3 separate regions of the Mus musculus genome follow, and all the other regions are linked to region 1. Evidence: chromatin loops called from intact Hi-C (ENCODE). Cell type or tissue: left cerebral cortex. All regions are shown on one strand. Region 1 has its middle 18 kb from the start of 6330403K07Rik. Region 2 holds the start of Dhx33 (DEAH (Asp-Glu-Ala-His) box polypeptide 33). Region 3 holds the start of C1qbp (complement component 1, q subcomponent binding protein).

The links. Peaks named below come from ENCODE experiments on the same cell type or tissue, not always from the same donor. Only the 100,000 strongest peaks of a DNase experiment are listed, where the experiment ranks them.
Region 2: it touches region 1 in a loop (2.8-fold over the local background); 5 of 42 quality-filtered maps call a loop at or near these places.
Region 3: it touches region 1 in a loop (11-fold over the local background); 8 of 42 quality-filtered maps call a loop at or near these places.

Annotation. Positions count from the first base shown.
Region 1 is chr11:71,047,862-71,055,861 of GRCm38, reverse strand. No RefSeq gene overlaps it. Among named protein-coding and RNA genes, the nearest start is that of 6330403K07Rik, 18 kb to the right of the region's middle. In left cerebral cortex, a CTCF peak has its summit at 3,075 (motif pointing right); a DNase peak (open chromatin) is centred at 3,105.
Region 2 is chr11:71,001,310-71,009,309 of GRCm38, reverse strand. It overlaps Dhx33 (DEAH (Asp-Glu-Ala-His) box polypeptide 33), which reads left to right and starts at 4,878. Exons shown (of 12, transcript NM_178367.4): 1 at 4,878-5,193; 2 at 7,631-7,791. The coding sequence starts at 4,932. Derl2 (Der1-like domain family, member 2) reads left to right here. Exons shown (of 7, transcript NM_033562.4): 7 at 1-1,870. In left cerebral cortex, a CTCF peak has its summit at 4,789; DNase peaks (open chromatin) are centred at 4,140, 4,782, 5,693 and 7,882; H3K4me3 peaks cover 1,973 bases; H3K27ac peaks cover 1,317 bases.
Region 3 is chr11:70,978,679-70,986,678 of GRCm38, reverse strand. It overlaps C1qbp (complement component 1, q subcomponent binding protein), which reads left to right and starts at 3,653. Exons shown (of 6, transcript NM_007573.2): 1 at 3,653-3,954; 2 at 4,359-4,509; 3 at 6,576-6,669; 4 at 7,895-7,990. The coding sequence starts at 3,729. Dhx33 (DEAH (Asp-Glu-Ala-His) box polypeptide 33) reads left to right here. Exons shown (of 12, transcript NM_178367.4): 12 at 1-2,588. In left cerebral cortex, a CTCF peak has its summit at 3,592 (motif pointing right); DNase peaks (open chromatin) are centred at 1,307 and 3,631; H3K4me3 peaks cover 1,337 bases; H3K27ac peaks cover 687 bases.

The DNA.
Region 1 (8,000 bases):
AGTCCAGAAGTGATACTGCCCACAGTAAGCTGGGCTCTCCTACATCAATCATTAATTAATCAAAAAATGTCCTACAGACTTACCTACAATCTATATGATGGAGGCCTTTTCTTGAGGTTCCTCCTCCCAGATAATTCCAGTTTGTGCCAAAATAATGTTTGATGAGGTGTGTTTCTTGGATGCAGCAGAAAGGTGGATCCTGTTTTCTAATCCAATCTATTAGTCTGTGTCTTTTTATTGAAGAATTAAGACCATAGATACTGAGTGTTATCGCTGTGTAATTTTGTGGTGATTCCCTGAAGGCTCGACAACAGGCAGGAAAAAATGATTCACAAAGATATGTCTATATCTTGAGGTGTCCAAAGACCACTAGAGACATCAGTAGTCTAACTTGTACATAAAAGTAGAGTATTTAAGTTCGAGTTTGGACCTTCTAACCTCTCTAGAACGGTGAAAGGTATGGAAGGTCCTGACCTGGTACAAGCCTTGACTTTTTATCATGGAGTAGGATGAGGGACTTTTCAATTTGGCAGTTATATAATTGGTTGGCATTTGTTTGGTGCACTTTTGTTGGCTAATTATGATTTTAGCTTGGTATGAACAATGGTTGCTAGCTTAATTAATCTACTTTAAGACATTAGGTACTTTTTCCTTAAGTACTAATTGGTTGTTGCTAGGAATGGAGTGGTTATTTGCCTGGGGGTATTGTGATTGTTGTCAAGGTGACATCGTTTTTGGAACAAATTGGTGTTTTTCTATTAGCTGAGTTCATTTAGAGGGCTCATTATTTATAAAATGGAGTCTGAAAGCAAAATAGAATCTGTAAAATAAAGCTGGACTCTTCATTTCAGTTGGGCTCTCTATTCCCCCTTTCACACGCACCTAAAAAGGACATTAGTATCTATGGTCTTAAGTTTTAATGCTTGATATTGAGACTTAAGGACCAAGAGTTGTACAGTATCAACTTGGTCTTTGACAAAATTAACCAGGCTATTAAGGATGTAGGGCCCAAAAGTGAGTAACAGGAGTTACCATGTTTGCCTGGTCTTACCTTACTGAAGTCTATTTCTTAATGGTCTGATTCCTCTTTTTTGAGAACCCCTTTCTTTGTGTTGATGGTCTACATCTGTGAGTTTGTAGGTGAACATTTTAGAGGCAATTTGTTCCACTAAAAACTTTAGGTGAAAAACCTTCAAGTCCACGTGTTGAATAAGATCCTGTTTCCTCGTACCCAGGTGGGCAGTCTGGTGGATATGTTGGAGCAATTTCTTAGTGAGGTCATTAGGCAGGATTAAGTTACCACCTCTAGTGAGCCACCAGTCTTTACACTTGTGACACATAGGCCATTTCTTTTTCATGTAAGCAATGTCCTTAGAATATTTAGGTTTTTCTGGTACAGTGGGTGGCCCAGGATTTGGCAATCTAGGGCCAGGATAGGGTTAAGGGTGGCTGCATCTGCTTTTTGATTGCCTCTGGCCTCCTCATTAGTTGCCTTTTGGTGGCCAGGGAAATGAATTATTGCCAACTTTTTGGGTAATCAGATGGCTGTAATAAGTCTAAAATGTCTTGTTTATTTTTGATAGTCTTTCTCCCTGCCATAAGTAGTCCCCTCTCTTGATAGATGGCCCCCATGAACACGTGTAAAGGCAAAGGCCTATCTGCTATCTGTATAAATATTAACCTGCTTTTCTTTGTCCAAGTTGAGGGCCTTTGTCGGGGCAATCAACTCTGCTCATTGGGCTTAAGTGTAGGCAGGTAAGGCTGAGGCCCAGACAGTCCCAGAATCATACTGTCCCCATATACCTCTGCCCATCAAGCATGTAGCCATATGGAGATGTCTTCTCTAGTGGCCTCAATACTTCAGTGTAGTCTGTATTTATCTTCTAAAGATCAAATGAGGACCGGTATTGGCCGTCCATCTCTACCTGTGATGAAAATCCCCTCAGGGTCAAAAGTCATTTGAGCCCCAATTTTGGTTAGTAAGTCTCTTCCTACTAAGGGGTAGGGACATTTGGCATGGTTTTAAAAGGGTGAGATAATCAGCCTGCTCAGAGGTCTGCAATTTTTTGGGTAATCTATGTGTATTGGTTCATGCCTTTAGCCGCTTGTACCCATGACTTTCTGTTTGACAATTTTCCATGCACCGCTATGAGGACTGAATGTCAAGCTCTTGCACCTATTAGAAACTTGATAGGACCATTTGTTTCATAACTTCAAGAAGAATGAAGACTGAAGTGTGAACACTATGCCCCTCCTTAGAATTGGGAACAAAACACCCATGGAAGGAGTTACAGAGACAAAGTTTGGAGCTGAGATGAAAGGATGGACCATGTAGAGACTGCCATATCCAGGGATCCACCCCATAATCAGCATCCAAACGCTGACACCATTGCATACACTAGCAAGATTTTATTGAAAGGACCCAGATGTAGCTGTCTCTTGTGAGACTATGCCGGGGCCTAGCAAACACAGAAGTGGATGCTCACAGTCACCTAATGGATGGATCACAGGGCTCCCAATGGAGGAGCTAGAGAAAGTACCCAAGGAGCTAAAGGGATCTGCAACCCTATAGGTGGAACAACATTATGAACTAACCAGTACCCCGGAGCTCTTGACTCTAGCTGCATATGTATCAAAAGATGGCCTAGTCGGCCATCACTGGAAAGAGAGGCCCATTGGACACACAAACTTTATATGCCCCAGTACAGGGGAACGCCAGGGCCAAAAAGGGGGAGTGGGTGGGTAGGGGAGTGGGGGTGAGTGGGTATGGGGGACTTTTGGTATAGAATTGGAAATGTAAATGAGCTAAATACCTAATAAAAAGTGGGGAAAAAAAAGAAGCTTGATAGGTTTCCCTTCCCCTTTGATGGTCACCCTGGGTTCGGGAAGGAGGCTGAAAACCCATCTCCCCTAGTCACTTAGTTCTATGTTCAGCACTTTTGCAATCCTTCTATCTTTCTGGAGGGTTCTTAGGGCAATCTTTGACCTAATGTCCTATCTATTACAATATGTAGATTGGTTTTTGTTTGGAAGCTGGGGCATAGCTGTTCTTGATGATCTCTTACCTTTGTCATCCACTAGATGTCACAGTTGTCATTGTTTTTCCACATTCGTGTCAGCTGCAGTGGCCAGGAAGATTTTAGCCTAATCCTGTGTTTGTATGGCATTGGATCAGGCCTGTTTTGTCTTCAGGAGACTCTTGGTTATTATTTACTTTCCAACATTTTTTGTAGGGACTTTTCTTGTATCTTATCTACTCTTTGTGACTTACTCTTTATGTCTGTTACTGTTTGATTGGCAAAGGTTACCATCATTGCTGACTTGTTCTCTGGTGACTCCAGGTCTAGCAGGGTAGGGTTAAAAATCCAGAATGTTGTCACAATTTTCTCTAGAAAAGCTGCATTGGGCTCCCTATCTTCCTACATAACATCTCCTATCTTAGCCAGATTAGTGGGGTTGCAAGCAGCCACTCAAACGACCAATCTCTGAGCACAAAACCTCACCAATTTCTGAACAGGAATACCCACAAATTCCTGACATGTCCAAGCTCAGGACTTGAAATCCCATCAATCCTCAATCTGGAAATCTCTGCCCTGAAAATCGCCCCCTCAGAAACCCTATATAAGCCCTGTCCATTGTCCATTTCCCTGCTGTTCACTCCTGGCCACAGAGGGCAGCCATCCCTGAATTCATCCCTCCACACCCTGGATCCTCCAATAAATCTCTTTAAAATAAGTCTGTGATGTGATTCTCTCATTAGAAGAAGACAAGAAGAAGCAAAGAGGAACAGGGCTGAGGCTCCTGAGCTCCTGAGCTCAGCTGGGGAGACACACCCTGGGAGCTGCAATCCCTCTGCTGAGGATGCTTCCTCTCAGAGCTGTGTGGTTCCTGAGCTCCCATGTCTCAGGAAGCCCTGGGCAGACAGAGAGCCTTAAAGGAGCCTTGAGTGGACCTTGTGATGCTGAAATGAAATAAGCTCCATGCCCTTGATAGGCACGCAAACCAGGAAAGCTTCCCTCATGTGTGCCCTTCTCTACTTCCATGCTTCCAGCTTCTTCTCCCTTCTAGTTCCCCAGCATGAGCCTAGAGGAACAGAGCCCCCCTGCTATGTACTCAGGGAACAACGGAAGGCTCTAGACCCCTGTGTCCAGAGCCCTCCTGGTCTTCCATTTGGCAGAGAGGGTTCAGGAAACCTATGGCTCATGACTTTCCCCACCAGGAAAACCTAAACCTAAACTCTCAAGCCTAAAGGAATAGACAGAGTAGGACATAACAACGAAGAGCCTGAATTTGAACTCACCGATTGTAGAAACGGCCCAGCCCATGACTGTCTCCCACTTGCTGACAAGATTGTCCAGTGCTGGCCTCTGCCACAGGTCTGCTTTCAGGACATATCTCAGTTACTTTTCAAATCTTAGCTGCCTCCTTCCCTCCTAGAGATAGAAACAAGCTTCAGCCTCAAGGGCTCCTCTCCCTCCACAGGGTGGGTAGCCCAAAGGATTAGCAATGGTGACATTGCACAGCCTCACTCAAGTGTAGGATTCTTCTCCTCCCACCTTGTCCTTGCTTCATGGCAGCCTTAGAGGACGTGATAGTAACCCTTGTCATGGACATGGAGGCCCAGGGAAGATGGCCATTTCCTAAATCAATTCTGGGACTTGAAGCCTGTGGGAACGGAATCCAGGGCCTGGGTTGGGACTCAATAGAGAGCATGTGTGTGTGAGAACATAGCCTTCATCTCCAGCATCGAAAAGGGCTGGAAGACATAACCAAGATTCTGTTTTATAAACTCCTAGAACACAGACCTTCTGTGTTCTCTTTAAACAACTGTCCAGAGTCCCTTCAGTGACAAAGCTATGACACCCCACCCCATCACTGAGATGTTGATGGCTGCAAGAATGCTCTCTACTCATAAGAATCACCTCATCTGGACTGGAGAGATGGCTCAGAGGTTAAGAGCATGGCTGCTCTTCCAGAGGTCCTGAGTTCAATTCCCAGAAACCTATAATAAGATCTGGTGCCTTCTTCTGGAATCCAGGTGTACATACAGATAGAACACTCATACATTAAATAAATAAATAAATAAATAAATAAATAAATCATAAAAAAAAAATCCTACCTCATCCACGGTCTCCTTTTTAGGATGGTTCGTATCCAGTGTCTGGTCCATGTAAGGGTATAAAAGAACAACTCTAGATAGTTCCAAAGGCCTCGTCCAGTCTGAACCTGCCTACAACCTGGCCAAGACTTCACTGACACATCACAGCTACATTTCCTTCTCTCCTTGGCTACTGCCCTCCCTCCTCTGTCCTAGTGTTGGCCAAGAGACACATCCCAATAAGCTCCCTCACTGCTTTGTCTCAGAGCCCAATTCTGGGGAACCTAACTGTGACTGAGTCCTTGTTCCTCAGCGTATTCTAGGAAGTGTGGCTTCCCTTGTCTTGGGCCAGAGCCCTCTGAGTGACTAGGTGATGGGGAAGCTGAAGGCTCTAAAGAAAAAGAATCCCAAGATGCTCACAGAGAATGGTAATGGGTGTCCCAAACTGAGATCCTATGGCTGGTCCAGAGCTCAGGGATGGGGAAGATAGTCCTGGGATGGCAGGAGAGACAAATAAAGACATGAAGAAACTAGGAAACCATAGCAACAGGCATGAGATAGGTTGCTTTGGTTTCATTTGTTCTGTTGTTTGTTTGTTTGTTTGTTTGTTGTTTTGTTTTTGTTTTTTTCGAAACACGGTTCCTCTGTATAGCTCTGGCTGTCCTGGAACTCACTTTGCAGACCAGACTGACCTCGAACTCAGAAATCCGCCTGCCTCTGCCTCCCAAGTGCTGGGATTAAAGGCGTGCGCCACCACTGCCTGGCTTCGTTTGTTTTTTAATAGTGAAAATAGAATCAAACAATGTTCCTGCTTAAATCCCTTTGTAGGAAACAGAAGTTTTGTTTTGTTTTGTTTTGTTTTGTTTTGTTCTGTTCTGTTTTATAAATGGTTGTCAAGTCCTCTGGTCACAGCAGATGATAACACACAGCCACCAGTTCCACTGTGAAGCCAGAACACTGGAATAATAAAGAAGTTGCCACCAAAGGCAGAGAAAGATATAGAGGGATGTTTGGTGAAAGCCAGTGTGCTCCCTTACCCATCTTTCCCCACATATACACACAAACACCCTGTGTTAGAAGAGGGACTCCTGTCTGGAGCTAAGACGAAAGGATGGACCATCCAGAGACTACCTCACCCAGGGATCCATCCCATAATCAGGCACCAAACGCAGACACTATTGTAAATGCCAGCAAGATTTTGCTGAAAGGACCCTGATATAGCTGTCTCTTGTGAGACTAGGCCGGGGCCTAGCAAACACAGAAGTGGATGCTCACAGTCAGCTATTGGATGGATCACAGGGCCCCCAATGTAGGAGCTAGAGAAAGTACCCAAGGAGCTGAAGGGGTCTGCAACCCTATAGGTGGAACAACAATATGAACTAACCAGTACCCCCCAGAGCTCGTGTCTCTAGCTGCATATGTATCATAGGATGGCCTGGTCGGCTATCATTGGGAAGAGAGGCCCCTTGGTCTTGCAAACTTTATATGCCCCAGTACAGGGGAACGCCAGGGCCAAGAAGTGGGAGTGGGTGGGTAGGGGAGCAGGGCAGGGGGAGGGTATAGGGGATTTTCGGGATAGCATTTGAAATGTAAATGAAGAAAATATCTAATAAAAAAAAAAGAGGGACTCTTCAGACAGGAATATCAGCTTCTCCACCTAGGGAATGTGTTTAGCTCTATGTTCTCCCAGTTTGACACATTTCAGGTTATGAGTATGAAATCTATCTGTCCCCCAAGTTCCTGTCTGTTATGCCTTACCAGACATGCCTTCCTATAAACATAGGAAACTTATCCATCCATTCACTGAACAAGTATTCAGCAGACATTTGGGAGGGGCTGTCAGGGTGGGTCATTGTCCTAGTTCTTCTTATGCTACTTTACCAATGACTGGATACGTTGAAAAGAGTGAAATCATTTGCTAGATAGAGCTCTAAAGACTAGGAAGTGTAAAGCTGTGGGCTCTGCATCTAGAGTTCTTGTTTTTGACATCCCAGGGCAAAACAGGGAAGGACCAGAGAGTACGATGAGAGGATCAGCTGGCTTTTGTGACGATCCCAGGAATCTGCTCCTGTGGTAATGACACCAACCATTGACTAAGGCAGAGCCCTTAAGTCCTGAATACCTCCTATTTCTCTCCTCCCAGCATGGGTGCATTGGAGATTAACTTTAGAGTGAACCTTGATAGACACATTCAAAACACGTTGATTTTAAAAGGAGTCAAGATGATCTCAGTTGTAACGTGGGTGCCTAAGGAGATGTGGGGATGAGGGAGATCACAGAGACATGGCCAAGAGGAGAACCATGTGGCCTTAGTTCAAGTTCAGATGAGTTAGACTGGAGGCAAGGATATCTTATCAACAGCCCTAGTTTTCCCAGACATCTGAGGGAAAGAACAACTCTGTGTATAGGAAACCACATGTGAAAGTCTCTACTTAAGGTCTGGATAAAGGAGAAATGAATCAACCCATCCTCACTCAAGGAGCACAGACTACAGTCAGGTATGTGAAGGTGACCAACTTGAAGCATCATAATAGGACCATCATTTCTATCCCATCTCTAAGATGGGACAAAGCAGGTTCCCTACTAGAAAGAGCAATGTCCCTTGGGAAATCTTCATGCTTAGAATCTAGGGGAGGGGTACCCTGCTTTCTTCTTTCACAGGATTGGGTTCCAGTGCTATCCTAGAGCGTGCTTCAGACTCTATATCAGGAACTCATGCCCCATTATCAGCTGCTAAGACCTAGAAATCACCTCCCTTCCCCTGCCCATCCATCTTTTAAGCTAGACTCTTCTCTCAACTGGAGAGATGCTGGGAAGAGGAACACTTCTGGACCAGTAGGGGAGAAGAAGGCCGGGGCTTAGTCAGAAGTAGATGCCAGGGTTGTGGTGGTTGGCAGCACTC
Region 2 (8,000 bases), 47 kb after region 1:
ATGCTGCTTTATCAGAGCTCAGAAAGATGGCCTCAGACAGTTTTCATAAATGTCAAAGAGGCACAGGACTTCCCAGGCTGGGTCATCCTGTTTAGGCTGAGTTGCTTTTCAGATGAGATTTTCTCAGAGGTTAGCATAGGCTTAAGTAAGCTCTAGTAAACATTCTAGGTGGAAAGTTTCAGATACATTTGAGGTAGAAAGTATTTTAATGACTAAGTGGAACTCGATAAGGAATGGAATGAGTACGGTACTAGTAAATCACTGAAGACCATTGTAACTCTATGGGACGTGGGCCAATGGGACTGCTTTTGTCTTGTTTAAAAATTTTTAACGTTTAATGACAATCTTAGATTGTATGATCCTTATGGGATTCTTAAGTTTGATAATTGTTTTTGTTCAAGAAGGCCTTGTCAGTAACTTTTAGGAATTTATTTTTATTATTATTGCTTGCTTTTAAGCCAGAAATGGGTTTCTTTAAGGTTTTATTTATTTTCCCTAAGTTAATTTTAGATTTAGCTAGTTCATGGAGTTATTGTGACCGATCTTTAATTCTAAAATCTCTCCACCAGCTATTTTCATTTTAAACAGTGAATACCTATACATATTAGTGACTGAAAACAGAAAATATATTTTGGATTATTGTTAGGGTGTGAATTCCTAGTGGTAGAACACCATGCTGTGTGACACACTGTCTCCTGGCAGTGCTGATTTCAGTCACTTGGCCTCTTAGTAGTTTGGCAGGTCCCTGGCCCTGTGTTGTTTGGCAAGATCCCTGTGCTCACTGGGACACAAGGGAAAGTCCTCACTTCCCCAGCCAACCTCTCAATTCCAATTCTTCCAAAACACACTTCCTTTTTGCGATATGAGTCAGCAGAAAAGTGAGATTGCATTATGGGATTCTGTGACCGCTTAAACTTACATGAATACAGTTTGAGCCATTTCCTGGATTGATTGTATCAGAAATATCCGAAAAGCACACCTAAAGCATAGGGCATTTTGTTTCGTTGTTACAGGAATACAGTATATGTTCATTTAAAAATGAATGGACATGCCAATTGCATCTCCATAGGAGATAGATTTTATATACTTTGGTGTGTTTTTTTCACTATGAATTTTTACTTGTTTCTTCCACTTCTTTTTCTGTCCCTCTGTGTCCTCCTGTCTTTTATATTTCTTTTGTACTTGCGTGAGGCAAAGCGTCCACATCCTGGATCTTGAAATGGAACCATAACACTGTCTCTAGAGTCCTCTGGGAGGAATTAGGAAACATTGGAGCTATTGGCATGTTGGCATAACATGCTTCCTAGAATTGTCATGCCTTCGGCCACTGTTTATTTTGTGGCTATAATTTCCTTTCTCGGGTGAGTTCTATCTGTGTTAGCTAAGATCCTGCCCTTCCATCCTCTCGGGATGACTAAACTACTTACTGTTTTGAGTTTGATTCAAGTTCTTGAACCTTGCTTGTCTCGTTCAGCCGCTCTGTTCCGAAGTCTGCAATCACGTCTTAGCCCTTATCAAATGCATATTTTGTGTCTTTTCTCTGAACCTTGCTCCTACTTCTCCCTTGCAGGAACGTCGATTTAAGTTTCTTCAAGACCTTGACACTAAACTCTTAAAACTAAGGCCTATTTCACTGTCTTCTTTAAATCCTTATGAAGCTTCAAATCTGTGCTAAAATTCCTATACCAAATCATATATTGTCTTGTACTGTTCTTAGCTGCTACATGTATGTTAGTTTTGTTCCCCTCATGAGAATGTAAGCTCCTTAAGGGCAGGGACTATGTCTTAATTTTTGTATCCACCACAGTGCCTAGCACTGTGCTTGGCACATGGGTGCTGAATAAATACTTTGTTTATTGATCAGCAAACTATTATCTTGTATTTTTAATTATGAAAGAATCGATGTGTATGTATCCAAACTTGGACCTGATTGCTAAGGTTTAATATTCTTTCTGGAAACAGGATGGAACAAAACTGACCTTGATTGAGGAGCAATGATTTGGTGGCCTTGCAATCGGAGGAGACCGTGAGCTGGTAGGGTCATGGTCGGACCAGGGAGTTACTTCGACAGACTTGGCCACCTCAGATAAGAGTGAAATGTGTCTGACAGATCATCTTTTGGAGGAATAATCAGAATATTCTTTTGAATGCTTAGTATGTGAGCTTCTCAATATGAAAGCCACTGAGCCACAAGAGAGTTTTTTGGAGGGGCAACAGATTTCAGACCGCCACTGAAGGGCAAGTGAGCAACATGCAGGGAAAGATTTAAGTTTCCAACTCTGATCATTTTACTGCTGAGTAAATGGGTTACCAGGAATGAGTTCCTTACAAAAGTGTTAGGTTTTATCTCCACCTTAAAAAAAAAAAACAAACAAACTCTGAGCCAATACTTTAAAAACACCAAAATTTTTGTTTTTCTTTTCTTGTTCTTAAAAAAAAAATGCTTGCATGATAACTGTTGCATATGATTAGTGAGTGCTTCTAGATAAGTGGACTTTGCGGGGGGGCGGGGGGGGGTGTCCGATGCCTCCAGAGGTAATAACACCACCAAGCCTAAAGACCAGATTTCAATCCCTAGGCCACCACATAGCAGGAGAGAAGCAACTGCCATGATTTGTTCTCTGACCTTCCCCCCGCTTCTCTCTTTCACTCACACACACACAATGTATGTTTTTTTAAAGAGGTGTTTTACTTACCAAGAGGTGATTTCACTCACTCAGATGGCCTATTTGGACTCCTGTAATTTATAATACTCCCACGTTGGGTTGCTTCGAATGTGCAGCTACCTATTATTTTGTTTACTCAAGGCCCATAACTTGACATAAGTTATTTTTCTTTTAAGGGTTTGCTTGCCTTCCTAAATCAACATGGGGGTGGGGGGAGGCGCGTGGAAAACATGTCAACTTATTCTTTGTAAGATTTGTTTTTACTATTTAAAATTACATGTACTTATATGTGTCTTTATATAGGTATGTGCACATAAGTTTGGGTTACCTTGAGGTTAGAGGTACGGGATCTTCTAGGGCAGGGGTTTCAGGAGATGGTGAGCTGCCTGGCATGGGTGTGAGGGAACAAATTTGAGTTCTCTCAACAGTGAGCATTCTTAACCCCAAGCCCTGTCTCCATTCCCAAGTCAGTACATTCTTCGTGTACATCCTAAACACACACATTTTTTAGTAACCCCTAGTGTACTGTCAGAAGCTAAATAAAAACTATAACTGGGATTTGGGGGTGTTTGTTTGCTTGTTTTTTTGCTTCTTAGATACATTTATTAAGGTCATATTGTAAATGTTATTTAGATAACTATACAGAGATGTTCCGTGTTCTCATCTAACAGTGTAAGTTTAGCTGACATGATTCATCTTGAATGGGCTGACTTAGTAAAAGATGAGAGTCATTAATCCCATTCCTACCCAAATTTCCTGGTAAACCTGCGTGTAGTAAAGTTTCACGGGGGACCCAGATATTCTTTAAAAGGCTTTAAAGCATCTCAACAGGACCAAAGCCACAGGCCATACCGGATTCCACAACAGACAGATTCACATCTGGGTTTTTTTTTTTTTTTTTTTTTACAAAACAAACAAAAAAAAAACAGGTCTGCATACCAAATTTGATGGATAGCCTTCACATGAGTTGAGAATTATAGAACGCCACATTCTGTATAAGAAACACAATCCGGGGGCTGGTGAGATGGCTCAGTGGGTAAGAGCACCCGACTGCTCTTCCAAAGGTTGGAAGTTCAAATCCCAGCAACCACATGGTGGCTCACAACCATCCAACCAATAAGATCTGACTCCCTCTTCTGGAGTGTCTGAGGACAGCTACAGTGTACTTACATATAATAAATAAATAAATAAATCTTTAAAAAAAAAAAAAAAAGAAACACAATCGGGGACAGCGAGGGCACTGAGAACCCTACGGGTTCCAAACACATGGAGGCTCAACTGGCTGTAACTCCAATTCCAGGGAATCCAACACCCTCTTCTGACCTCCATGTGAGCATTGCAAGCAAGTAGTGCAGGAACATACTCCCAAACAAAACGCCCACACCCTCCAAAGATGAAAAAGCAAAGGTAACCACCCATTCACTCTGTGCCTGTCTTTCTGTGTTGAATTAGCAAAGCATCTAAGAGCTTGTAATTGAACAGGAAGGAAGAACTGGTTATGTACAAGTTTTCTGCAGGAGTAGTGAATACTCGCACTGATTAAGGTGTATACAATAGGGCTGAAAAGCTGTGTAAAGATTGAAAATCTAGTAGGAATGACTGGGAGGTGAGTTAAGGCAATTTTAGTTCCACTCATTTTCTTTTTTATTTCTGCTTGTATTTTTTGAGCCTATCACTTTGTGGGGAAATTACATGATATCAGAATCATAGAATTCACCTTTCCGTAACTGAAGATACTCACTAGTAGCATTTTCAAAATTCTTTGCAGCATCCGAAATGACTTTAGTCTCAGAAAATTTCACTTTCTACATTTATAAATCGGAGCTACCAGTGGGTACCTTAAAACGTACATTGTTTAGAAGAGTAAATGTTTGTGTTCCTCGTTAGATTTACAGAAATAAGTAATTGCCTTAAAACGTGACTATTGTTGGAGCCCGAGATGGGACAGTCATTTTTATTGGATAGAAATGAGAGTTTAGGACAACGTCATTACGCAACAAGACCCTAGGGAACCACACAGCTATCGTCCCCTGTTGTTACTCGGGCCGTTTTTTCGGTCGCACCTCCGACCTTGCTCTCACAGGATGTAAATGCACAGCGCATGCTGGGAATTGCAGTTCCTTTCCTCAAGGCAGGAGGCGGCTGTGAGGTCATCGGTGGTCGCCCAGCACGCCTGCACGTGGCGAGAAAGGGGCGGTGCGCGCTTGCTGTCCCCAGCCGAGCGGAACTGTCTGCGTCCCTGCCTCCGGCCGCGGTCCTCCCGACATGCCGGAGGAGGCGAGCCTCCCGCCCGCTAAGAGATTCCGGCCGGGCTCCTGCCCTCCCGGGAGACGAGTAGTGATGCTGTTGACGGCTGGCGGCGGCGGCGGAGCTGGAGGAGGCCGGAGGCAGACGCCGCCGCTGGCCCAGCCTTCGGCCAGTCCCTACCGCGAGGCCCTGGAGCTGCAGCGCCGGAGTCTGCCCATCTTCCGGGCGCGGGGGCAGCTATTGGCTCAGCTCCGAAACCTGGACAACGCGGTCCTCATCGGTGAGTGGCGGCTTTGGTGGATCTTCCTTGCTCTAGATCCCTGGCTCTGTGCACGAGGGCGGGGTTTCTTAGGGGCTTCTCACTTTCTTTGCGTTGGTTTCTTCCACAAACTTGAAAGGGTTTCAGTGCCCGGTGTGGACAGGGACCTCTGGAAAGAGGCGGACAGAGTTACCCTGCCGGCGCTGACCGCGCTCTGTGAGTTTGAGGATATTCGCCTTCCGTGACGAGGCGTGGGGAGCATATCGGAGGCTCTCAGAGAGCTTTGCAGGATGGGCCTCACCAAGGCTTTTGAGGAGGCAGCTGCGGAGCGGGTCCCTGGGGACCGGCATTCTAAGCGAGGACGGAGAGACTGGCGCCAGAAAGAATTCAGTTGGCGAGAACCAATTTCTTGTGTACGAGAAGAACTTGGCAGTGTTCGAAGGCAGGGACTGACTTCTAGTGGCTTTGCTACAGTATTGACGATAGAGGAGTTCCCGAAGGAATGTCATAAGCGAGAAAGAGACTGGAGTACTGGCAGTCAGTGGAATAGAGTGCTAAGGAGGGAAGTTCCATAACAATATGTAGACATGGTGGGGCGTGGGAGTGCACGTTGGATATGTAGTATTGATTGCAACTCCCACTAAGAATTTTTTCAAAATAACTTTAAGAACAGATCTGGCGTTGGACTGAGGAGTAATTAGGAGGTGAAAGAATGAAGGCAGTGGAAACAGGTTTCTGCTTTGGCCAACCAAGGGAAGCTGAGGCACTTGTAAATAGTCACAGATTTTGGCGAACTGAGCAGAGAGGACACTGAAGATAGATAGAACTAATGGATCAAAGTTTAGGAAATTTCAGAGATGGGGGCGCAGTGCCGGGCATCAGGAGTTATGGAGAGCCCACCTGGCACAGGAGAAAGGCTGTCTCTTTTGAAGTCACATTTGAGAAGATCCAAGAGTTCTGAGGAAAACAAAAGTTCCAGAGCCTCAAGTAGGCTTTTGGGGAGATGGAGACGGAAGACAGGCTGCAAAAACAGGAACAAGATGGACTGTAAAGCTGATGCCCAGGTGAATTTTGTCCCTCTGTTTGTATGGCTGGCATATTCTATTTTAGCAATAGTCAGTTGCCCTGGAATAGGAGTGGGAAAGATGCACAAGAGGCATTGATCTATGTCTGAGGTTGTGTGGAGGGTTCAGTAGGAAAATGCAGGATAATCAGATTCTTGGTCTGAGAGCCTTGGCTAAGTCTGGAAAGGTGAGTGGTCAGAAGCAGGCCGGGAGCTGGAAGAAAATGTAAGACTCATGGACCTGTTAAAGAGGATAAGCCATGGCAAAGAAGGGTGTGCAAGTTTCCTGAGTTGTTCTAATCAGGTGCTTTTAGAGGTACCAACAGACATACACAGGAAACAGCCTTCATTGAGTGCTTGCTCTGTGCAGTGTTTAAGCCTATGAAGAGAGCGTCTGCCCTCTGGAATTAGGGCAGAAACATTTAAGTACTTCTGTACTGTTTGAACCAGGCGTGGTGGTGTACGCCTTTAATCCCAGCACTTGGGAGGCAGAGGCAGGGGGATTTCTGAGTTCGAGGCCAGCCTGGTCTACAGAGTGAGTTCCAGGACAGCAAGGACTATACAGAGAAACCCTGTCTTGAAAAACAAACAAAGAAAAAATACTTCTGTACTGTTTGGAATAATCAGTGCTAGGAGAGAGATGAAGCAGGCACTAAGGATCCTAGAGATGAGGCCCCCTGGTACAGCCCAGAGGGTGAGAGCTTGCAGGCTGACTCATCCTTGAACTTGCCAGTTAGTGAGGCAGGTAGGTATTGTACCCACAGTAGGGTATACAGAGGCAGAAGGTTTGACGAGAGCAGCAAGCAGCAGCCAGAGCAAAGGGCGAGCAGTCTATGAATGGACATCTCGTCGTATCAGTTTTTATCAAGCTATATGACTGTCGTATCTCATCTGTTGTAACTACACCAGTTACCTACCATTATACATGTTTCCAGTTTTGATTGGGGTTTTTGTTTTGTTTTTCATTTTGTTTTTGCTATCATGGGGCAAATTAAATTAAAACATGTTTGTTTTCTTAGACTCAATTTCGGCAAGTGGAATTTGGAGCCAAAGTATATGAACAGTTTGTTTGACAGTCTGTCTATTATGTAGCTCTGGCTGTCCTGGAACTGACTGTGTAGACCAAGCTGACCTAGAACTCAAAAAGATCCTCCTATCTCTGTCTGCTGTGATTAAGCGCACTTGTCACCATGTCCAGCCCATTCTAAAAGTGTTTGAAATGTGATTGGGCCTCCGGGGAAAGAGTGACAGTGACTGTTCGCCAGCCACCTCCCAGGTGCCCATTTGCCTGAGGCTTAGCAACTCAGTGTTTCCTTTTAAGATTTTGTTTTTCCTGACTGTGAGCTGTTGGTTTCCCTTAGTCTCATTTGAATAAGAGTTTCTCTTCTCTCCTAGGGGAAACTGGCTCTGGGAAAACAACTCAGATCCCACAGTACCTCTATGAAGGGGGAATTAGCCGCCAGGGCATCATCGCTGTGACCCAGCCCCGTCGAGTGGCTGCCATCTCTCTTGCCACCAGAGTCTCAGATGAGAAGAGGACAGAACTCGGGAAGCTGGTACCTCATTGTGTTACTTGCTATGAGTACTGTTTAAGTAGCCAGCACCCACTGTGCTCCAGCCTTTTATTTTTCCGAACAAGTTCTTTCTCTGCCTCCCCCTCCCACCCACATCGTTATGTTGACTCAGTATGTAGCACAAACTGGCCTGGTACCCTGAGTTCTCAGTCCTTCTGCCTTAGCCTTCTGCATGCTGCGATTGCAGGGTG
Region 3 (8,000 bases), 69 kb after region 1:
GTTGAAATGTTTCTCCCCCCTTCTTACTCCCTCTCCCGTGGATCCCAGAGCCTCATGCATGCTATGCAAAACACTTTGCCACTGAGCCAATCCCCAGCCCTCACTTCTACTTTAATGTCTACCTGTGTGTATTTTAGATAGAAAATTAAAAAATTGACTCCCACAGACAGTTCCAGAGTAAGGTATATTCTGACCTGTTGACCCTTATGGCTCAGGGTGTAGCACATTGTCTTGTCTGTCTCCAAGCAGAGGCCAGCAAGTAGTTCCTTGGTTGGTCCCCAGTGCCTCTGTGGCTGCATGTCCCCAACAGTGCTTTCAGGAAACCAGCAGGTTTCCTGGAACTAGGAAGCCAACTTTTCAGTGTGGTGGCCTTCTGAAGCCCCGTGGTAGTTTTCTCTTTAACTGAGCACCTACAAATGTGTGCCTGTGAGGGAAGAGAGTTCAAGTCAGAGCTGCTACATGGGGAAGAGGAAGGAGGTACCTGACGGCTCGGAAGCCAGAGGATCAGTTTGTCCTTTCTCCTACACCTAGTCTTAGTTTGGGTTGTTTGTTAGTTTGTTCATTTCTTAAGGGGTAAACCACTTGAGACAGGGTTTCTCTGTGTAGCCCTGCCTGTCCTGAAACTCGCTCTATAGACCACACTGGCCTCAAACCCAGAGATCAGCCTGCCTTTCCCTCCCAAGTGCTGGGATTGAAGGTGTGCACCACCACCTGGCCAGTCTTTGTATTTTTGATGCTATTAATTTTCAGTGGTCTGCCTTTGCGGAAACCTGGGGACAATTAGCTTTGCTGCTTCCTAACCAGTCGCCATCTGAAACCTTCGTCGTCTGCACTTGTTAGAGGGAACTAGAGAAGCCTCGGCATCCTTTTCCCAGTTGGAAAAGAGTCATCTTTGCTGATGACTAGGAGCAAACATTCCCCAGTTTGGTACTACTTACCTATAATCACTCCCCGCTGAGAAGGGAGGGCTGCGAGTCCTAGGCCAGCCTGGGCTAGGCCTTGTATCTAAGTGAAGGAAGGGGAAGGAACACACTTTCACAGAGAATGTTTGAAGGGGGGGGGAGTTTTAGCCCTTTTATTGTGCTTAATCGGTCCAAACACATCTGTACTACTGGGATTTTCTCATTTATACAGTGAATTGTATTTATAAGCAACAAATGGGCCAAACTGCCTTCAAGGCACTTCGAAGACAGTGGGCAGTTTCTTTGAGTCCAGCAAGCTCTTTCCAGAGAGCCTAGCCTGGCTGGGCACTTCCATTGCCAGGATCTCATTGGTTCACAGCTGTGTCTGTTGAGTCTGGTCTAGGCTTTATCTAACCCTAGCCGTGGGCAAAGCTTTTAGTCAGTGCTTAGGGCTGTCTGAGTACTCGTGACTACTTGGATAGAAATGGTCACGTTATCAACCTTCTGAAAGGCTCTCCGGAATGTGCTTTCTTTTTCAGTGTATTTTTTGTATTTATGCAAGGTTTATTTAGCCTTGCTTGGTAAGAGGAACTTTTGTATTTTGAAAAGAACATTCATCGTGCTAGTTAAAGAAAACAAGGAGGCAATATATTCCCCAGCAATTAACAGTTTCTGTTCCACTGTAAACTAACAGTAAACTATCGAGGTCTTTTCTGGGTCATGGGAACAGTAGCTTGCAGTGACTGGCTCCAGGGTGAGGCCTAGGACCTTACCCTGGAGGGACTGCTGCAGAGGACTGGGACCTCCCAGAAAAGGGAGTGATGGATACAGTTTCTAAGGACCCAATGTTTCTGTATAGAAATATGTTTATCATTCTAACATTGTGGGGGGATTTTAATAGAATATTTAGTTTTTTATTAAGCTTTTTTAAAAATTACTATTCAACACAGCTGCTCAGGGATTACATGAGGTGGGAGCCCCATTCTGACTCCACAGATCACTACGAAGAAATTAATGCTTATCTTCAGCCAAAGGGACAGCTCTCTTCAAGCTTTCTTAAGAAAGTGAAATGTTTTGTGGTTTTGCTGCAGTACAACCTGAGCTACTTTTCAAGTTGGCAAACTCTCCAACCTGAAGACTCCAGCCTGGACAGAATAGCCTCCAACAGACAGATGAACTTCCACAACAGCCCTGCGTGCTGCAGGGGTTTATCTTCTTGGTAACCGTGGCCTGCGACACCCGGGGCACCAGTTCCATTACCAGGATCCCTGTGAGAACATTTGCATCTCTTATAACAGGATTCCAAAACAGCAAAGTATTTACTGTGGCACAAATCCTTGTGCTCCAGCTACCAGGGTCTGTTTGGAACTGTGGCCGCGCATCTAAGATGCCATTCCTTGAGCACATAAACTAGACTATACCGGTGGGGAAACAATTCTCTATAGACTGCTGTAGTGTAGAAAACTGACAAGCGGATTTGGACATGTGCTCTGTTCTCTCTGGTCTCAAACATAAAAGAACAGTTCTAGTATATAATGCTCGAAATTTGCTTTTGACTATCAAATCCATAAAAACTGAATCTTGTATAATGATCTGTGTGGCCTCTTTTGTTGGGCCTCCTTTCCCTTATTTAAAGAATGCTGTTTAGAATATTAAACATTATTCTTACTGCCATTCATTCGATAAGTCTTGGTATCCAGCATTTACTTTTGTTTTTTTTTTTTTTTGAGAAGTCTTTTTCATGTGACCCTGACTGTTCTGGAACCTGCTGTGTAGACCAGGCAGGTCTCAAACTCAGTTGTTTGCCTACCTCCCTGATGCTGGGACTATAATGCATGAGCAGGGCTTTTGTTGTTTGTTTTGGGGTGTGTGTGAGTGATTTGGTTGGTTTTTGTTTTGTTTTGTTTTGTTTGGGGAGGGGAGTGGTTTTGTTGATTGGTTGATTGATTGATTTTTTTTTAAATACCTTTGAGTGTTTTGGTATCTGCTGCCCTGGAACTGAAGTTAGATAGTTGTGAGCAGGCATGTGGATGCTGGAACTAGAACTCTAGTCTTCTGCAAGAGCAACAATGCTCTTAATCACTGAGCCATATCTCCAGCCTCTTATCCTTGATTCTTTTTTTTTAATAGATATTTCAAATGCTATCCCCTTTCCTAGTTTCCTCTCCAAAAATCCCCTAAACCCTCCTCCTCCCCCTGCTCCCCAACCCACCCACTCCCGATTCCTGGCCCTGGCATTCCCCTGTACTGGGGCATATAATCTTCGCAAGACCAAGGGCCTCGCCTATGATGTAAGCCATATATTCCTGCTCCCAGGAAACCGATGGTCCATTAAAACTGGCCCATGAATTGTTAGGGCGTGCAAAGGTTTCCAACATAAATCCTTCATCCTGTTCTTGGGATTCTGGATCTAATGTCTAATGAGGCCAGGATGTCCACTCCACAGCAACTGCGTGCAGGTCAGCCTGGGCTTTCCAGAATTAGTCGGTTTCAGAAGATCGTTAAGTGATCTTTGAATATACGGTTTTGCGCGAGTTGGGGTGAACCTGAACGCATTCCGCGGTAACAAAGCTTGGTGTGGATTGAGAAAAGCAGGTGAATTGGGGAGAGTGGGCAGCAAGGGAGACATGGTGGTCAAGGTAGCTGAGTCAAGGCCTCCCCGACTGCACTGGCGGCTCCCAGCAGAGGGCGCGGTCCGGCCCGGATGACTGCAGTCCTCTGGGGTGGAAAGCGCTTCCCCGGGCGAGGGCGGGGCTTCCGGCAGCGCGCGAGGTCACACGGTGCCTTGGCCCGGTCGTCCTTCCCTCTGCACGTGTCCGCCCCGCGATGCTCCCTCTGCTGCGTTGCGTGCCCCGCGCCCTCGGCGCCGCCGCCTCCGGCCTCCGAACCGCCATCCCGGCCCAGCCGCTTCGGCATCTCCTGCAGCCCGCGCCCCGGCCATGCCTCCGGCCCTTCGGTTTGCTCAGCGTACGGGCCGGCTCGGCTCGGCGCTCTGGCCTCCTGCAGCCCCCGGTTCCCTGCGCGTGCGGCTGTGGCGCTCTGCACACGGAAGGTAAGGTTCACGCACCCTAGTCGGAGTGCGGCCACCCAGCTTGGAACAGACCCTCGTGATCGAAAGCTTCCCCCCCCTTCTCGCGTCTTGGAAATGTGGCTTAGCAAAGTCCGTAGGGTCGTGGTTTCAAAGTGTGGTTGTTGGTTATGTCTTTTGGAACCAGAAAGAGGATAATTGGGAATTCTTTTGTTTAATATGGGAAGTAATAGTAGTGAGTCCATGATAAGAAATAACCATCTCATGATAAATATCAGTTCAGCTCAGTAAGTATATCCTGCTCTTTTTATAGAGTGAGAAACGGACGTTTTAAGGAGTGATTTGGGCTAGTGTCGTAAGAATGGATACAGTCCGGTCTATCGGTAACCGGCTTTTCTCCCTTTGGGTCATCTTGGCTTTTCTTTTAGGAGACAAGGCCTTCGTTGAATTCTTGACTGATGAAATTAAGGAAGAAAAGAAGATCCAGAAACACAAGTCCCTTCCCAAGATGTCTGGAGATTGGGAGCTGGAGGTGAACGGCACGGAGGCTAAATTATTGCGCAAAGTTGCCGGAGAAAAGTAAGTGGCCCAGGGCTTGTATTCTGGGTTCTCAAGTCGGGAATCCCTGACTACAGCACCCTGTCCTGGCCATCCCCAGGAGAGCCTCAGCTTAGGCCCAGTACTTTGATAAAATGGCTTTTCTTTTTTGGGTTTGTTTGTTTTTTTTTTTTTTCCGAGGAAGGGTTTCTCTGTGTAGCCCTGGCTATCTTGGAACTCACTCTGTAGACCAGGCTGGCCTCGAACTCAGAAATCCGCCTGCCTCTGCCTCCCGAGTGCTGGGATTAAAGGTGTGCGCCACCACAGCTGGCCAATAAAATGGCTTTTAAGAAAGCATTTACTTGGAAAAGTTCTTAGGTTCCAGGGAGTGCATTCTCTGAATGAATACAGACTTCTGGGCTTGGTTATTAAGGAGGCCTGAAGCAGCTCCAGGGTGTGTAGAGGGGAGTCTGGGAGCCACAAGCGCAGTCACTGGCTTACTAATGAGGGATGCTGTGCCCAGTCTGGACCTAAGGGCTGGGACTTTTTTTTTTTTTAATGTTTAATAGTACTGATAAATTCATTTGTTTAGAACTCCCATCTGGCTTGTGTTTGTAGTAGTTAAAAATGCAAGGTATGTAACTTTTAAGGAAGAAGTTAGAGTGTAGAAAGGCCATCAGACAAAGGTAGAAGGTTCTTAGCCAAGCTTAGCTCTCGCTTTCCTAAACCGATCATTTCTGAGACAGGGTCTCTGTGTTGCTGCTGTAGAGCACAGACCAGCCTCTGACTCTTGGTCCTTCAGACACCTGTGTGCTGAGGTTGTAGGCACGTGCTACCACACACCCTTAAGACCGTTAAGCCCTTGTTTGTGCTGTTCTGTGTTACACAGTCGCCCACGGCCTTCCTTAGAGAAGTCTACTTGGACTCTTGAGTGCTTCTCTAGCATGCGTGAGGCCCCAGGATCCATCCCTGGTGCTTTAGGAACACAGTGTACAAGAAAGCAGTTTTATCCAGTGGGGCCTATAAGCCTAGTGGTAGGTGTGTGTGTGTGTAGATTAGAAAGTTCAAGGCTAGCCGGGCGTGGTGGCGCACGCCTTTAATCCCAGCCAGGCAGAGGCAGGCAGATTTCTGAGTTCAAGGCCAGCCTGGTCTACAAAGTGAGTTCCAAGACAGCCAGGGCTATTCAGAGAAACCCTGTCTTGAAAAGCCAAAAAAGAAAGAAAGTTCAAGGCCAGGCTGAGCAGTGGAGGGAGGGGCTCGCCTATAATGCTATCACCCTGGGAGGCCGGAGTAGGTGGATTTCTGTGAGTTCAAACCAGCCTGGTCTATGAGCAAGTACCAGAACAGCCAAGGCTACACAAAGAAACTCTCTCTTGAAAAGCCAAGAGAGGGAGACTGACTGACCCGGCTCAGCTTAGTCTGGGCTGTCACAGGTTGTACATGCTTTCTGGTTTCATCTTGCCATTCTTTTTTTGGTGGCAAAGTGGCAGCAAGGCATTGCCCAGATGAACTCCGGGAAGCAGCACCCAGTACCCTCTTGCTTGGGTTAGTTGGCCCTGCTGAATCAGTGTAGCCCTGGAACTTCTGCTTGCAGGTGTGGAGGCAAAGGAATTTTATCTGATTTCAGAACATGTGCTGTCACATAAGAATTCTGACCATCTCACATGGGCCAGGGTGCAGCCGTGAACTTCGGCCAGGCACGCACAGAGTACTTGTTTGAGCTCCAGAATCCCCCAGAAGGGGGAAGAGCCACTAGGTGTTTCAGTTCCTAGTTTGTGACTATGCAAAGTGAATCTGCTCTGCAGCACGTGTGAGGCTTCCTGGAGCAGATGGCTTCCCTGGAAAGACCCCCGGGACACCAGCCTGGCAGCTACATCCACAGCTGTAGTCATTTAATTTGTAGCACTTTGTATGAACACTTCAGAAGGTGTTTAATGGCCGTGTTGGTTTAGGCACCCAGGCTGGTTTTAAGTTCTGTTTAAGTCCTGGTGCAGCTCGCTAGGATGGAGACATTGTTTTAGCGTGCCTTCGCACCTGCCCTACCGCAGCAGGCCTCCCTCTTCCTGTGCTAATAGTGTACCTTAGTGTGCTTCTACTTGCCGTTCTAGGATCACGGTCACTTTCAACATCAACAACAGCATCCCTCCAACATTTGATGGTGAGGAGGAGCCCTCACAGGGGCAGAAGGCTGAAGAACAGGAGGTAAGCTAGTAACACTCCAGCCAGCCAGTCTTTCTGTCCGAGAAGGAGGAACTTTTTAGGTAGATTGTGCATGGACCATGTTCTCAGAGTGTGTGGCCCCCTGTAGAGCTTAGGCTTCATTATTGGCCTGTGTCCTCTTAATACAAAGGAGCTATGACCGCCCACCCCTGCCTGTGTGGGGTATGGGAGGACTTAGTCTACAGATAACTCTCATTGGGAGTGTTTTCAGTGTGAAAGATGACAAGTGGATGGTCAACACTCGTCGTGTGACCAAGATAGGAAGGCTGGGGTGGTGGGGCTTAGAGACTTTAAATTATGTTTATTTGTATGTTTGACGCTAATGTGTGGGCTCGTAGGAAGCAGTTGCATCCTTCTTACCATGTGGGGCCCGGGGTTGAACGGAGGCCTTCAGGCTTCAGCAGCAAACTCCTTTACTGGGTGAACCGTCACTCCAGCTCAACCTTATTTATTTTATTTTGGTTTTTGAGACAGGGTTTCTCTGTGTAGCCCTGGCTGTCCTGGAACTCACTTTGTAGACCAGGCTGGCCTCGAACTCAGAAATCCGCCTGCCTCTGCCTCCCGAGTGCTGGGATTAAAGGCGTGCGCCACCACTGGCCGGCCTTACATATTTTTAACATTTGACCAGTTGAAATGTTTTCCTTAAGTTGCTGCCCTCATGGCTGGATCTAGATACCCCACTGAGGGCCACAGGATCCCCAGGCTATCTAACTAAGCAGATATCAGTCTTGTGTATGAAGAGCTGAGTCCCCTGCTGTGCTTCTGTGTCCTAGCCTGTACCCAACTCCTTAGGCCTGCCCCTTGGGTCACAGTAAAAGGAAGTTGCTGCTATTTCTGGTTAAGATGGCCACTTAGCTAGAGCCCATATGTTCCAGGCCTCCATCGTGCACCAAAACAGTCAGAGGGGAAGGAGGTCCAGGTCTGTGCTGCAGCCTTGTGTGCTCTGCAGTGTATGGGAGCAGAAACAGCCCTGAAGAATAAATAGCTAGCTGTGCCTGACGGCAGATATCATTCTGGACCCATGTGATTGATAAACTGTTTAGTGCTCTGTTGGAAGATTTGAGTGCCTTATCCACAGCCTAAGACTAAAAAATGGCTAATAGTAACCTAATGGCTATGGCTGTCAGACATTCTGAGCTTCCTATTGGTCCAGGTGTGTGCACCCTCCCAGCACTGGTGTATGCTGACTTAATTCCTGTCTCTCCAGCCAGAACTGACATCAACTCCCAACTTTGTGGTTGAAGTTACCAAGACTGATGGCAAGAAGACCCTTGTACTGGACTGTCACTATCCTGAGGATGAGGTGGGTAGGG